Linked DNA regions of Homo sapiens: region 2 is linked to region 1. The links are chromatin contacts, found by Hi-C or POLR2A ChIA-PET in ENCODE. All regions are on one chromosome and are shown on one strand. Each heading gives the region's core, a stretch centred on a gene start or an enhancer-like site at or near the end of the contact. The rest is flanking DNA. Distances are from core to core; before and after follow the strand shown. Region 1 overlaps LINC01290 (long intergenic non-protein coding RNA 1290). Region 2 has its middle 17 kb from the start of EMP2.

Region 1 (5,406 bases), core at 2,062-4,561:
GTGCGGTGGCTCATGCCTGTAATCCCAACACTTTGGGAGGTGGAGGCGGGTGGATCATTTGAGGTCAGGAGTGTGAGACCAGCCTGGCCAACATGGTGAAACCCTGTCTCTACTAAAAATTCAAAAATTAGCTGGGTGTGCTGGCGGTTGCCTGTAAGGAGCCTGAGGCAGGAGAATTACTTGAACCTAGGAGGCAGAGGTTGCAGTGAGCACTCCAGCCTAGGCGATACAGCAAGAGTCCATCTCAAAAAAAAAAAGAGACAGAGAAAGAGCCGTATAAGGAAGACAAATATAATCCTTGCAGTTCCTGCCTTTCACCCTCTTGAGACTTTGGGAGGAGGGGTGTGTATCTACCTTGATTTTCTATTGGTGTTGAAGGGGATCAGAATACATTACCCCAGAAGAGGCCACTTCGGCATAAGGATTATTTTGAGCTGAGGGCAACTGAGAAACTGCAGACAAAAAGAGCTCTCTACCCACTCCCTTTCTGCCTAAAAGCAGGGAAATTCCCCATGTAAAGATGTTTCTCTATACCAAGGCAGGGTGACTGGCACAGAGATGAGTTGGCATGACAAACATTACTAAACAACCCTTACCCACCACTTCCTAGTCATCTTTCCACAACTTACCAGCCCTAGGAACCCAAACTCTCCCTCCCTCCCTCTCTCTTTCTCAGATTCTCTGTCACCTAGGCTAGAGTGCAGTGACACAATCATGGCTCACTGCAGCCTCCAACTCTTGGGCTCAAGAGATCCCCCCACTTCAGCCTCCTGAGTATCTGCAACTACAGGCACACACCACCACTCCTGGGTAATTTTTTTTTAAAAATTGCTTTTTTTGATCATGCACAGTGGCTCATGCCTCTAATCCCAGCACTTTGGGAGGCCAAGGCAGGCAGATCACCTGAGGTCAGGAGTTCGAGACCAGCCTGGCCAACATGGTAAAACTCAGTCTCTACTAAAAATACAAAAAATTAGCCAGGCGTGGTGGCTTGTGCCTGTAGTTCCAGCTACTTGGGAGGCAGAGGCAGGAGAATTGCTTGAATCCAGAAGGCGGAGGTTGCAGTGAACCAAGATCATGCCATTGCACTCCAGCCTGGGTGACAGGGTAAGACTCCATCTCAAAAAAAAAAAAAAGGAAAATGGTATATAAGCCCCCAAGTCTAACCACTGCTTTGCATTTTTGCTCCTTTTATGTGAAGCCCCATGCATGTAAAAATATTAAAATTTGTATGTCTTTCCTCCTGTTCATCTACCTGTTGTCAGTTTAACTTACAGACTCCAGTCACAGAATCTAACAGGATAAATGAAGTTTTTCCTCTCCTGCAATTGAACTACGAGTGGTGGGACTGTGTCGGGGGAAGAACCCTCTCTACTGGAATCCAAACATCCAAACACACAGGCAAAGTCTAAAAAGACAGTAACCACAGGAGTTATGACAGATTTGCTACTTAGATAGTGGGAAAGGACAAAAATTAATTAAAATACAAATACTGGTCAACAAGCAAGGCCCTTTCATATAAACAATGAAATAACCATCCATTCTATACCAGGATACAATATTTTTCTGAAGTCTCTTTGAAAGAAACAATTTCCCATAATTTTGATACTAGGGTATGTGGGTGGTTTGTGGGGTGGGCAACCATTTGTCAATGCCATTAAGTTATTTATTTATTTTTTTCAGATGGAGTCTCACTCTGTCGCCCAGGCTGGAATGCAGTGGCACGATCTTGGCTCACTGCAACCGCCACCTCCCAGGTTCGAGCGATTCTCATGCCTCAGGCTCCTGAGTAGCTGGGACTACAGGCACATGCCACCATGCCTGGCTAATTTTTGTACTTTTTCAGTAGAGACAGGGTTTTACCATGTTGGCCAGGCTAGTGTCGAACTCCTGACCTCAAGTGATCCATCCACTTCAGCTTCCCAAAGTGCTGGTTTTACAGGCATGAGCCACCGCACTTGAATGAAGTAAACTTCTTTAAAGATGACAGTAAGTTTGATCTATATACTGATATCAAGGAACATATCAACAGATGCTGTGATCACTGGGGCAAGGACACACCTGGACATTCTTTTTTCTTACTCTGATGGAGGTAAATGCTGTCTGATCTATGAAAACAATCTTTCTACACCCAAGATTAAATAAAACTGTTTCTAACCCAGTTATGATTCTCTGGATTTGTGGGAACAGAATATCATAAATGCCATTGAAGAAGCTGGGATTGACTGGATTTAGCCAAGACAACACAAAAGCCAGATGGTATTTGATTTTTGCAACACAGAGGTTTAACTATTCAGATTCAGGAAAGTATTGAGCTTCCACGGGGAATTCCTAATGAGCTGAATAATCTGCAGGATTGATGTTCCAGATGCCTCTGAAGGGAGGACATGGGTCAGCACAGGAGACTCCCTAATCACAGCCAATGATCAATTCAAACTCATCTGACCACTATCGCAACAACGCATGATGGTAATTCTTTAGGATCATGGGGCATTCTCTGGACTACCCACAAATTACCCTAATCATCAATCCGCAGCTTGAAATCATTTCCCACTGGGCTAATTCTACTTATCTACCCCTTATCTCCTTACGAAAAAAAAAAAAATGTCCCATGAGCCAGGGACACTCACCTACCACTTGCTTGCAAATTGGGACCCATGAGTAGCAAGCAGAGAGATATTTGGGATAGTTAAGTAGTAGGATTGGAGGTCTTCTTTCAGGCTACTGGGTTCTGTATAAATCTAATCTGGTACAGCTATGGGCAGGAGTTATTTCTTGCAGCAAGATAGAGGCCAAACTTGGGTAGGTTGATTGTAACCCAAGACACAGAAGAAATTATTAGCAGTTGAACTAAGAGGTTTACCATATGGTAAAGGTTTGGAACATGCCACTCAGGCAACCCAAAACTCTGTTTTCACCTATTTGTTAAATTTTCATTCATCAGGGAACTATCGACCAATATGCCAGACAGTGTACCAGGCACTATCATGAATAGCAAGACCAGACAGAATCCCTGCCTTCTTGCAGCTGACCTTGTAGTGGGGGACACAGGAGGTTAACAAGTGAAAAGTACACACACGAGATTTCCAGAGAGCAGTGTCATACAGTTCACAAGGACACGGGCAAGGAGACATGAACTTTTATCTGGCCAAACCAGGTTGCTTTCATTTATAAAGGCCTTAATTGGAAACAGAAAGGTACAGATCCCAGGTCAAGGGGAAGGAAATAAGACCCAACTGCTGCTGGGGCTGGAATGTTTGTGTGTTCAACCTAGATTCAACAACCCGAATTTCACCCCTAAAAGACCTGAACAAACAATTTGGATAAATGCCCACCAGGTGGCAGGAGTGCCTCTTCCCTTCATTTCTGCAATTGAAATTAAACATGCACCTTATCCTTTAAAAAAAAAAAAAACCGTTTTGTTTTCATAAGCTATTTTTATCCTTTTCAATGTTGAAACCAGTTGATTTCACAATACTACTAAATAACATACTTAAAATACAGTGCCAATGTAGCAAGTCTCTAAGCTAGTATCTAGGTAAAATATGGCCCTTACCTTCCAGGCCTCCACGTTGATCTCAGTTGCTTTTGATTCTTAACTTGATTCACCAATCTTACCTGGAATTGCCTTACAAGTCAGTCAGCTTCTTTAAACTCAGAGTCCAGAGCTCTTCCTTGGCTGTGTTCTTAATTCCAGAGCTTCAGTTCTGCTTAGAGCCCAACATCCTTGCTGGCGGATTTTCTCATCAAGCAAAATGTTCCCTACTCTTTTCCGTCGTGCGTTCATCCTTTTATAAAATTGGAATTGAATGACGTCAATTAAAATAAATTAGTTTAAGCTGAAAATCCAACACAAGTGAAAAGTGTTCAAATCTCAATGAAACCATAGAAGCCATGCAGTCTATGTAGTCAACGATAACAAAGCTTATCTGATGGACTAAGTTGAATGTGGCCAAATAAATCACATAGGAAACCTCAACTCTTTTCTGCTCCCTTTGAAAATATAAAACAGGACGAAGGTTTCCAGAGCATTGCAGCAGGATGCAGTCATGGAATAAGAGAGAAAATCTTCAGCCAGGTGTGGTGGCTCACACCTGTAATCCCAGCCTTTGAAAGGCGGAGGCGGGAGGATCACTTGAGGTCAGGAGTTTGAGACCAGCCTGGCCAACATGGTGAAACCCCGTCTCTCCTAAAAATACAAAAAAAAAATTAGCCGGGCGTGGTGATATGCACCTGTAGTCCCAGCTACTAGGGAGGCTGAGGCACAAGAATCGTTTGAACCCAGGAGGCAGAGGTTGCAGTGAGCCGAGGTTGTGCCACTGTACTCCAGCCTGGGTGACAGAGTGAGACTCCATCTCAAAAAAAAAAAAAAAAAGGAGAGAAAACCTTCAGAAAACTCAGAGTTGCTGAGAGCACCAGAACTTAATCAGGAGAGGGGCTGGGGGAAGCACATGGGGTAACCCCCAGAATCTTGCTCTGGGCTAGAGAAGGCTCAACACACAGCAAGGAGAATATCAGAGAAGAGGCTGAAGGGGAGACTTCATAGGAGACAGGCGCTGGAGGAATCAAGATCAACTGGGTTTCCATCCTTGTGGCATCCCACTGGGGAGCCCAGGAGAGGCTCCGAAAGAGGAAGTTGATTGGCCTGGCTTGGGTCATATGCTACAAGTCACTTTGATTGACCTCTACAAGACATTGCCCACAGGGAGGCAGAGAGAGCTCTCCAGAAAGAATTCGGGGTGTTGATGTAGTTTGTATATTTGTCCCCACCCAAATCTCACATTGAATTTTCCTCCCCAGTGTTGGAGGTAGGGCCTGGTTGGAGGTGATTGGATCATGGAGGTGGTTTCTCATGAATGGTTCAGTGCCATCCACTTGGTGCTGTCCTTGTGATAGTGAGTTCTTATGAGATCTGGTCATTTAAAACTGTGTGGTGTCTGGGCGTAGTGGCTCACGCCTGTAATCCCAGCACTTTGGGAGGCCGAGGGAGCAGATCACCTGAGGTCAGGAGTAGGAGACCAGCCTGGCCAACATGGTGAAACCCCGTCTCTACTAAAAATACAAAATTAGCTGGGGGTGTTGGCACCTGCCTGTAATCCCAGCTACTCAGGAGGCTGAGGCAGGAGAATCACTTGAACCTGGGAGGTGGAGGTTGCAGTGAGCCGAGATCACGCCATTGCACTCCAGCCTGGGCAAAAAGAGTGAAATTCTGTCTCAAAAATAAATAAATAAAATAAAAATGTGTGGCGCCCCCACCCTTGCTCCTGCCCTGGCCATGTGACATGCCTCCTTCCCCTTTGCCTTCCACCATGACTGTAAGCTTCCTGAGGCCTCCCCAGAAGCTGAGCACATGTCAGCATCATGCTTCCCATAAAGCCTGAAGAACCATGAGCCAATTAAACCTCC
Region 2 (5,406 bases), core at 1,643-4,142, 84 kb after region 1:
CGGCTCACTACAACCTTTGCCTCCCAGGTTCAAGTGATTCTCCTGCCTCAGCCTCCTGAGTAGCTGAGACTACAGGAGCCTGCCACCACCATGCCCGGCTAATTTTTGTATTTTTAGTAGAGATGGGGTTTCACCATGTTGGCCACGCTGGTCTCAAACTCCTGGTCTCAAGTGATCCACCTGCCTCGGCCTCCCAAAGTGCTGAGATTACAGGCATAAGCCACAGTGCTCAGCCTCAAATATCATTTTTTTGAAACGCTGGCCAAGTTCCAGGGGCTCTGCCTGGCCCAGGAAGGTAGGAGGAGGCGCAACACTCAGAGAAGGGGCTTACACCAAACGGGAGGCCGACAAAAGCAAATCAACATATAAGGCAGCCAAGCAACCTCAGCTCACGATATGTGCCCTGAGGAAAATATAGCTGGAGGACGTGGTAGACACTGACCACAGGGGCAGGGCAGGGCCTGAGGACACCGCGGATAAAGGCTGAAACAACCAGAAAGAACCACCGTGAGAAGGAAGGTCTGCCGCTGAATGTTCTGAGCGAGGAAGCAGCAAGTCCAAGTGCCCTGGGGTGACTAGGAGCTTGCCCTGTCTGAGGCATAATCAGTGACCGTGTTGCTGAAACATGGCGCACGATGGGGAAAGTGGCAGGAATGAGGTCAGAGGGAAAGGCTGGGGCGGGAGCCTGTGGGGAGCCCTCTGAGGATTCTGCGTGCAGCAAGAGCCTCCCCAGCCACAGGAGATACAAGATCTTGCATGACTTGGGAGGAGCCTAGAAGTGGGTACCACCTTCCTCCCCCACCCCTGGTTCCCTGGGGCTGGGACTCCTATTTGGAGAGAGGATCTGATCGGCTTAGCTTGGGTTATATGTCCACCCCCATGGCCATGGGGAAGCCAGAACCCCTTATTAGACACCCCCATCCCCCAGATCTGTACAGCATGGCCAAAGGGTAGTTCCCAAAAGGGAATGCATGCAGCTAGCAGAGAAAGGAGGACTGGGCACTGGGCAAACAGAAGCCACAGCTGTGCGCTCCTTTCCACCTGACTCCCACTTCCGACCTAGATTTTGATGCCTTTCTCTGCTGTCTGAGCCCCACTCGCCACCATTTCCTACCCACCCCAGGAGTTTCTGGGATACTGGGTGGCACCCATTTGTCACTTAATAGAATCATAAAACTGAGAGAAATGCCCAGGACCATCGTGTCACTGTTGCACTTTGGAGATGGGGAAACAGTCTGGCGTGGTGAGAAGCCATGGGTCCTAGAACTTTGTGCTTCTGATTTACCCACCATGGAATTCTGCTGCTTCTTTTAGGATTCCTGAAGGAATTCCTTGTCCCCCGCTCCCACCTTCAGCAGCTTCATTTCACCCATGTGGGTGTGGCCACAATGTAAGGAGATGGTTTTTCTTTTCCTTGTGCAACCCAGCTAAGAAGTTTGCATCACACGTCATGTTTCCCCATAGACATACTACAGCTTATGGAGCTGGCTATGCCTGGGTTTGACTGACTGTGTGACATTACACAGTCATTTAACCTCTCCGTGCCTTCATTTTCTCATCTGTAAAATGGGACTACTACTACTACTACTCCCTACCTCCTAGGACTGCGGAAAGGTTGAGTTCGAATACGCAAAGCACTTAGAATAACCCTTCGGGTATATTACCTTCAGAGTGGTGATGTGTAATTTGTAAGCCCCTACAATGACTTGCACACACTTCATGCTTTGAAACTCTTTGTGAATTTCTTTTGTTCCTTCATTCAACTAACACCTTTTGGGCATTTGCCAGGCCCAGGCACTCACAGTGAACAGGCCAGACAAGGTCCCCACCCTCTCTAGGGGTAGAGATAGACCATGGGGGGAAAAATCAATCAGTCAATAAGCAAGAAAACAAGACACTTTCAGTATGACAAGTGCTAGGAAGAAATGAAACAGGGTGACAGAGAGAGAGTGGTGAGGGCGCTGTTGAGGCAGTGATCTGGGAAGATCTCTCTGAAGGGTGACAGTTAGACTAGAAGAGTAACCAGCCATGGAACAAAAACTTCTTGTAGAGGACATAAACAGCAGGTGCAAAGTCCCTGGGGTAGGGAAGAGTCACGTGCGTGTGATGGAAAGGAGGAAGTTGCTATGGCTGGAATGAGTTGGGGGAATGAGAGATAAGGAGAAACCAGAGAGGCAGGCAGGGGCCACATTAAGCAGCTCTCCTTGACCATGGTAGGAATTTGAATTTGATCCTAAGGATGGTGGAAGCCTGTGAACAGCTGAAGCAGTGGAGTGAATGAGCCAATTCATGTTTTCTGGCTACTGTGGGAGAAATGGATTGGAGGGGACAAGATTAGAAAAGGAGAGACCAGTCATGAGGCTGTTGAGAAATGGTGAGACATATCCTTGGGTCCCTACAGAGCACTTAGCCAGGCACCTGGGGCACCTCATCAAAGAGCACTGCTCACAACCTGCAGGTGGTCCCTGCTTGTGAGGCTTCATCACTCCACGAATGAAAGAGGATAACTCCATACAACCTGGGGTGCCCTGGGCAGAGAACTGGAGGTGTGTCCCTGCCTGGAACCTGCTCCAGGATCAATCCTTTTTTTTTTTTTATGAGACGGAGTCTTGCTCTGTCGCCCAGGCTGGAGTGCAGTGGTGCAATCTCAGCTCACTGCAACCTTCGCCTCCTGGGCTCAAGCGATTCTCCTGCCTCAGCCTCCTGAGTACCTGGGATTACGGGCACCCGTCACCACACTAGGCTAATTTTTATGTTTTTAGTAGAGACAGGGTTTCACCACATTGGCCAGGCAGGTCTTGAACTCCTGACCTCAAGTGATCCACCTGCCTAAGCCTCCCAAGGTGCTGGGATTACAGGCGTGAACCACTGCACCCAGCCAGGAATCAGTCTTGTTCCAGCAGCCCTGCTAGGGCCCTGGCTCTGGCCTCTTTCCAACCTCCGGGGAGTGCCCAGGGCAGAAATCCGGCCCTGCCCACCCTGGGCTGCACACCGATAACCTCCCCAAAGGGAAGCCGTTTGTTTGGAAGGAAATGGTGCAGAATGAGCAGTGGCCACGCTTAAAATAGGGCTGGAGCCTGGTTTCCAGGGCTGAGCTGGGAGCGCTGGAGCTGAGATTTCAGTGGCTGAGACGTTCGGTGGCCTTTCCCGGGGCTGTGGAGATCAGATTCCGTTTGGCACCCTCTGCCTTGCCCCAAGGAGCTTCCAAGAGTTTTCTTGTAATGCCATTCTTGGGGCAATGCGCTAAGCATTCAGGGGCATAATCACTTTTTTTTTTTTTTTGAGATGGAGTTTTGCTCTTGTCACCCAGGCTGGAGTGCAGTGGTGCCATCTCGGATCACTGCAACCGCCGCCTCCCAGGTTCAAGCGATTCTCCTGTCTCGGCCTCCTGAGTAGCTGGGATTACAGGCACTTGCCACCACCCCTGGCTAATTTTTGTATTTTTAATAGAGACGGGGTTTCACCATGTTGGCCAGGCTGGTCTCGAACTCCTCACCTCAAGTGAAGGGGCATGATCACTTTTAATCCTCAGTCCTGGGAAGTGGGGGCATAATAAGCCCTCGTTTCAAAGAGCAGAGCACAGAGGTGTTGATGGGTTTAAAGTCCTGTCCAAGAGCGAGCTCCTCTCAATGCCTTGGGGGGATCCAGAGGAAGATGACAGTTCCACAGAGGGGTCTTTGGGGCTGACCCATGACACTTTACTCTCCCTGTCTCTACTTCCTCCTTCATTCTGGCATTTTCTTGTCCCCATCTCACCCCATGATGAGGAAGAGGGTTGGAAGTTGGGAATTATAATCACCTGGCTGCACCCTGGTAACACCTGGGGAACTTTTAAAAGATGCTGCTGCCAACACCCCACCTCTGACCAATTCAGTCAGGTACTGGGGTGGGGCCCTGGCACTGGTCTTTAAAAAAAAAAAAAAAAAAGATTTCCCCGGGGAATCCTAACATGCAGCCAAGGTTGACAGCCACTGCTTTAAAGCCTTTCCAATTCCAATCCTGCAGTTCCCCGCCTTGACGGATTGTCGCAAATCACCTGGGTAGATGTTATTATGAACTCACATCTGAGCTGCACCCCAGGCCAATTAAGCTAGGATCCCTGAGGATGGGGTCTGGGCACTATATTTTTGAAGAGCTCTCACAGGTGATTCCCAAGGGCAGGCAAGGTGGGGAAGCTCTGTGAGTCCAGTCTCGTAGGTGTACAGATAGGGAAACTGAGGCCCAGAGGAAGGTGGCAACTTGTCCAGGGTCACACAGCAGCTAGTGGAGTTCAAACCCAACACTCTAGACCCCCCAGGCTAGCACAGCCCTAATGCAGGAGGTCTAGGGGCCTACTGCCTGCTGTGATCGTAACCATCAGCCCTCGTGAACCTCACCCTTCTGTAATTCTCCCTTTGAGGATGGGTGGACCTGAGAATATACCGAGCTGTCGCTCCTGTGACTATATTACCTTTATTACCTTACTTAGCAAAAGGGATTTATTGGTTGAGTTTCAGTTCCTCAAAAGGAACTTATCCATGTGGGCCTAATCTAAGCACATAAACCTTATAGAAGCAGAGTATGGCCAGGTGCAGTGGTTCATGCCTGGAATCCCGAGTTGGGCAGATCGCTTGAGTCCTGGAATTCGAGAGCAGCCTGGGCAACATGGCAAAGCCCCATCTCTACAAAAAAGTACAAGAATTAGTAGGGCATGTTGGCACACACTTATAGCTCTAGCCTTTCAGGAGGCTGAGGATGGGAGGATTGCTTGAGCCCAGGGGGTTGAACTGCAGTGAGCTGAGATTGCACCACTGCACTCCAGCCTGGGCGACAGAATGAGACTCCATCTCAAAACAAACAAACAAAAAAAACCCCGCCACCCTTTCTGGTGGGTGGCCCATGGTCCCCTCCTGTGGCCAGGTAAGTACAGGCAAATGCAGCAAGGTTACTGCACCCAGTCTCCCCAACAAAGGCGTGACCCACCTTCTGAGGCTCTTAAAAAGACAGCTTTGCCCACTCACTCCCTTCCTTTATTCAAAAGTCCCAGAGACTTTCCCTGACCCCAGTCCACACGTGATATACTGCACCCCACCAAGCCCACCTTCCTTGATCCCTTTTTGCATCATCCTGTTGTATTTCCCCACAGCGCCACCTGAAATCATCTGCTTCATTTACTCATGTGTTCATTGTCTGCACTCACCCCCAACCCATAGCCACAAGAACCCAAACCCAGAAAGACAGGGACCTTGTCCATCTGGAGCCTAACGCAGTGCACCAGCCAGATCTGTGGGACTAGTGAGGGGGCAGCAGGGAGAGGGTTGGGTTGAGAGGGAGGGGAGGGGCCCGGGGCAAAGAGTTGACCCTGAGCCAGCTGCCTTATGCATCCCACCCCAGGATCCTGGGATCCGCTGAAGGATTCCTGGGTCC

Evidence for each region. A loop is a pair of places that touch in the nucleus more often than their neighbours do. ChIA-PET counts read pairs that join two places held with the same protein, here RNA polymerase II (POLR2A). Pooled maps may share reads with other maps.
Region 2: a map with no recorded cell type shows a loop between it and region 1 (4-fold over the local background). The contact joins two enhancer-like sites. A Hi-C loop is called at or near these places in 11 of 168 maps with a recorded cell type or tissue (A673, Caco-2, HepG2 and 8 more), 2 of 37 single-sample maps with no recorded cell type and 12 of 50 pooled maps. POLR2A ChIA-PET finds 5 or more read pairs at or near these places in 5 of 52 experiments (BJ, H1, HepG2 and 2 more).

The regions. Positions count from the first base shown.
Region 1 is chr16:10,511,445-10,516,850 of GRCh38, forward strand. LINC01290 (long intergenic non-protein coding RNA 1290) reads right to left here. Exons shown (of 2, transcript NR_149081.1): 2 at 3,398-3,788. Among named protein-coding and RNA genes, the nearest start is that of LINC01290, 14 kb to the right of the region's middle. Within about 2 kb of position 3,312, at least 6 of the 41 ENCODE cell types and tissues checked have a DNase peak (open chromatin) inside an H3K27ac peak, as active enhancers do.
Region 2 is chr16:10,595,364-10,600,769 of GRCh38, forward strand. No RefSeq gene overlaps it. Among named protein-coding and RNA genes, the nearest start is that of EMP2, 17 kb to the left of the region's middle. RefSeq lists enhancers at 1,869-2,163, 4,694-4,783. Within about 2 kb of position 2,893, at least 6 of the 41 ENCODE cell types and tissues checked have a DNase peak (open chromatin) inside an H3K27ac peak, as active enhancers do.